Linked DNA regions of Homo sapiens: region 2 is linked to region 1. A link is an interaction called in ENCODE POLR2A ChIA-PET data of the cell type or tissue named here. Cell type or tissue: Panc1. All regions are shown on one strand.

Evidence for each region. ChIA-PET counts read pairs that join two places held together with the same protein. Peaks named below come from ENCODE experiments on the same cell type or tissue, not always from the same donor. Only the 100,000 strongest peaks of a DNase experiment are listed, where the experiment ranks them.
Region 2: POLR2A ChIA-PET joins it to region 1 with 5 read pairs; 3 of 35 experiments call an interaction of 5 or more read pairs at or near these places.

Annotation. Positions count from the first base shown.
Region 1 is chr17:72,383,787-72,386,286 of GRCh38, reverse strand. No RefSeq gene overlaps it. Among named protein-coding and RNA genes, the nearest start is that of LINC02003, 42 kb to the right of the region's middle. In Panc1, no CTCF peak of the experiment used is centred here; no DNase peak of the experiment used is centred here; H3K27ac peaks cover 417 bases.
Region 2 is chr17:72,193,732-72,196,231 of GRCh38, reverse strand. No RefSeq gene overlaps it. Among named protein-coding and RNA genes, the nearest start is that of SOX9, 74 kb to the right of the region's middle. In Panc1, no CTCF peak of the experiment used is centred here; no DNase peak of the experiment used is centred here.

The DNA of each region.
Region 1 (2,500 bases):
TAGTGGAATGGTCAGCCTCTTTCTCAAAAGATCTTGAATTGTTGATCACAATGAGTGATCCTGCCTTGTGTCCTAGGGCCAGCCTCCTTTTTGGGTTGACCTAGCCAGAAAAATATCTCTTATTAGAGTTCACATCAGCCCTGACAGGGCTTGGATTTTTGTATTAGACAGGTGCTTGTCAAAAGAAAACCCAAGACGGAGGGAAAGCCAGATGTGTAGGTGAAATTGCTGCACCCTGACCGATGATATGCCAAAATTCAGAAGCAAAGATGATATAGCATCCTGTCTCTCAGGCCCCTTTAAGGCTGTTGGCTGCAGAATTGATAACTACAGTGGGAGACTCAGCTTAGTCTCTACAAAGGGAACATGGAAAGACTGTAGAGTGTTTTGCCTGGAGATATTTCTTTGGAGGAAAAACACCAGGGAAGGTTTAGGAGACATGGCTAAAGACACTTAATGCCATTGTTAACTAAATACTAAGAGATAGAATACAGACAGTGGTGAGTGACTGTTCTCTAATGTCTTAGCTACTGTCCCCTCAGGACAGAGAGATTGTCACTAGATTAATAACTCCTGAATGCCCAAGGTAGGATGTTGGGTTCACAGCCCAGGAATCAATTACAGACCTTGTTAAAAATTAATGATGTGCACACTGAAGTGTTTAGAGATGAAGTGTCCTAATGCCTGCAATTTACTTTGACATGCGTTGAAAAAATGAGTTGGATTGATGGATAGATAAACGGAGGATAAACGCATAGATTTGTGATAAAGTACATGTAGCAAAATCTTGACAATCACAGGATCTGGGTGGTAAGTATGTGGGTACAACATTTCTGTATGTCTGAAATTTTTCAAATAAAACGTTGGGGAAAAGTACCAATCCCTGGGCTACCCAACAATGATTTTGATTCAGTGAGTTGGTGATGAAGTCTAGAAATTATTTTATTTTACTTTTTCTTTTGTCTTATTTTTTGAGATAGCATCTTGCTCTGTTGCCCAGGCTGGAGTGCAGTGGCGTGATCATGGCTCACTGCAGCCTCAACTTCTTGGCCTCTAGCGATCCTCCCACCTCAGCCTCCTCAGTAGCTGGGACTACAGGCAGGTGCCACTACACCTGGCTAATTAAATTTTTTTTTTTTTTTTTTACAGACCAGATTTCGCCATATTGCTCAGGATGGTCTTGAACTCCTGGGCTCAAGTGATCCGCCTGCCTTGGCCTCCCAGAATGCCAGGATTACAGATGTGAGCCACTGTGCCTGGCCTGAAGTCTAGTAATTTTTAAAACTTTGCATGTTATTCTGCTCATGAGCCAAGTTCGGGTGCCTGTGGAACAGCTATATTCCTCAAACTAGATATGCACCCCAGTCCCTGGGGATTCTGTCAAAAGGCAGATTCACATTCAGCAGGTCTAGGGTGGGGGGCCTGACATTCGGCACGTCTCACAAGCTCCCAGGCGATGCTGATGGTGCTGGTCCCTGGACGCCCTCTTGAGTAGTAAGGAACAAAAGGACTCTCCCCTGTTCTTTTCAGCTACGTAGCCCAGTGGTTCTCCACTTAGGCTTCACACTGGAATCATCCAGGGAGTTTTAAACTATAGTGATGCCTGGCGGTGTCTTACTCGCAGAGCTTCTGGTTTGATTGGTCTAGGTTGCAGCCTGGGCAAGGAGATTTAAAAACTTCTCAGATGGGCCAGGCATGGTGGCTCAAGCCTGTAATCCCAGCACTTTGGGAGGCAGAGGTGGGCGGATCACGAGGTCAGGAGATCGAGACCATCCTGGCTAGCACGGCGAAACCCTGTCTCTACTAAAAATACAAAAAATTAGCTGGGTGTGGTGGCGTGTGCCTGTGGTCCCAGCTGCTCGGGAGGCTGAGGCAGAAGAATGGCCTGAACCCGGGAGGCGGAGCTTGCAGACAGCCGATCGTGCCACTGCACTCCAGCCTGGGCGACAGAGCGAGACTCCGTCTCAAAAAAAAAAAAAAAAAAAGGTTCTCAGATGATTCTAATATGCAACCACTGACTTAATAGCATGCAGTGAATCTGTGGAATATTAAATTGTAGGAAATAAATTTTTGCACAGAAAGACACTGCCAGCCCTCATTACTCAGGTGTGCAGGAGCTTTCCAGTAACAATAGCAGTAACTAACAGTGAAAGGCTCAAAATTACCTCCCCTCAATTCTACTTAATTCTCCTCATAATGAGAATGATTAACAGCCAGCATTTATTGAGTGTCAAGCACTTTACATTCATTAGATCATTTAATCATCACAGTAACCTGGTGAGGCAGGCATTATTATCCTATTTTACAGATGAGGAAATTGAGCTTGATTGAGTTAAGTGACTTGCCCAAGATGACAGCAGTAATAAGTCTTGGACAGAGATTGGAACTGGGTTTGCCTGACTTCAAAGCCCATATCCTTGAACCATTATATCATTCTGTTGTCTTCATGATCTACGCCAGGGGTTGGTAAAATATAGCCCATAAGCCAAATCTGAACAGC
Region 2 (2,500 bases), 190 kb after region 1:
CCTTTGACTGAGCTTTCTGTAGCTGGGACTATTAAAAGGGACATCCTAGCCGGACGCAGTGGCTCACGCCTGTAATCCTAGCACTTTGGGAGGGTGAGGCAGGTGGATCACCTGAGTTCAAGACCAGCCTGGCCAAAATGGCGAAACCCCGTCTCCACTAAAAGTACAAAAATTAGCCGGGCATGGTGGCAGGTGCCTATAATCCCAGTTACTCGGGAGGCTGAGGCAGGAGAATCACTTGAACCTGGGGGGTGGAGGTTGCAGTGAGTGAGTCGAAATCATGCATTGCAGTCCAGCCTGGAAGAAAGAATGAAACTCTGTCTCAAAAAAAAGAAAAAAAAAGGCACATCCTTTGGTGAAATACATTGAAAACTGTATTAGTCAATTTTTACACTGCTGATAAAGACATACCTGAGACTGGGTAATTTATAAAGAAAAAGAGGTTTAATGGACTCACATTTCCATGTGGTTGGGTAGGCTTCACAATCATGGTGGAAGGTGAAAGGCACATATTACATGGTGGTAGACAAGAGAGAAATGAGACCCAAGTGAAAGGGGTTTCCTCTTATAAAACCATCAGACCTCGTGAGACTTATTTACTCCCACGAGAACAGTATGGGGGAAACCACCCTCATGATTCAATTACCTCCCATTGGGTCCCTCCCACAACATGTGGGAATTATGGGAGCTACAATTAAAGATGAGATTTGGGTGGGGACACAGCCAAACCATATAAAAAACCTTCATGGTGTGTTTGGACCAAGTTATTCCACTTCCAGGAATTTATCTTAAGGAAATGATCAAACATCTGCACAAAGATATGTGCAGAAGAAGATTCATTACAGCATCATTTGCAATGACTAAAAAATGAAAACAGTATCAGTGTCCAATAATATCAATACAATGGAATACTAGGCAACCATTCAAAAACAATACACACTTATTTCCTGACATGGAAAGATATTTCCAGCATTTTTCTATGTTCTAAGGGAAAAGGAAGTTATGGAGTAATATATATGATGCTTGCATATAGTATTTGTATATGTAAAGGAATAAAACAACTCTAGAAGGAGATGAGAGAGATCATAAGGCAGCTCTGAAGTCTCCATGGAGTTACCAGACAGGCTGGCTGGCTCAGGATGTGGTGTTTTCTTCATGAATTCTAGAGTTAAGCATTGCTTTGGAATTGCTGGAAGGAACAGGAAGTGCTATAATACATATACATATCTATCTCTCTCTCTCTCTCTATAGATATATTTAAACAATTTCTGCCATAACTGTGGACTAACAACATAACGGAATGAATAGTTAAATTTACAACGTGCTGCCGGGCGTGGTGGCTCATGCCTGTAATCCCAGCACTTTGGGAGGCCGGGACAGTCGGATTACCTGAGGATGGGAGTTCGAGACCAGCCTGACCAACATGGAGAAACCCTGTCTCTACTAAAAATACAAAATTAGTGGGGCGTGGTGGCACATGCCTGTAATCCCAGCTACTCAGGAGGCTGAGGCAGGAGAATCGCTTGAACCCAGGAGGCAGAGGTTGTGGTGAGTCGAGATCGCACCATTGCACTCCAGCTGTGCAACAAGAGCGAAACTCCGTCTAAAAAAAAAAAAAAAATTTACAATGTGCTGAGGCAAAGCAATTTATTTATTTGTTTTGAGACAGGGTCTTGCTTTGTTGCCCAGGCTGAATACAGTGGCACAATCATGGCTCACTGCAGCCTCAACTTCCTGGGCTCAAGCAATCTCCTACCATAGCCTCCCAAATAGCTGGGATTACAGGGGTACACTACTACACCCTGCTAATTGTTGTATTTTTTGTGGAGATGGGGTTTCACCATGTTGCCTTGGCTGGTCTCAAAATCCTGGGCACAAGCGATCCACCCGCCTTGGCTTCCCAAAGTATGGGATTACAGGTGCGAATCACAGAGCTCGGCTGCAAAACAATTTTAAAAAATTCTTAAAAGAAGACCAGGCGCGGTGGCTCATGCTTGTAATCCCAGCACTTTGGGAGGCCAAGGTGGGCGGATCACTTGAGGCTAGGAGTTCGAGACCCAGCCTGGTCAACATAGTGAAACCCTGTCTCTACTAAAAATAAAAAAATTAGCCGGGCGTGGTGGCAGGCGCCTATAATCCCAGCTACCCGGGAGGCTGAGTCAGGAGAATCGCTTGAACCTGAGAGGCAGAAGTTGTGGTGAGCCAAGATTGCCCCATTGCATTCCAACCTGGGCAACAAGAGGGAAACTCCATCACACACACACACACAAATCTTAAAAGAAAACATCCTCCACTGTTTTGCCCCTTGCCTTTGTTGACCTCATCTTTGTGCCTAGAAGGCTTCATTTCCCCATGTCAGTAAAGCGTTATCCATTCTCAAGTACAGTTAAATTCCCTCTGCAGGGGAGGATCGAAGGATCTGGAGCTGGAGGTTCCAGGTTTGTATCCTCCTTCTGCCCTTTACTAAGCTGAGTTTCCATCTCTGTAAAAGAAAAAGGGG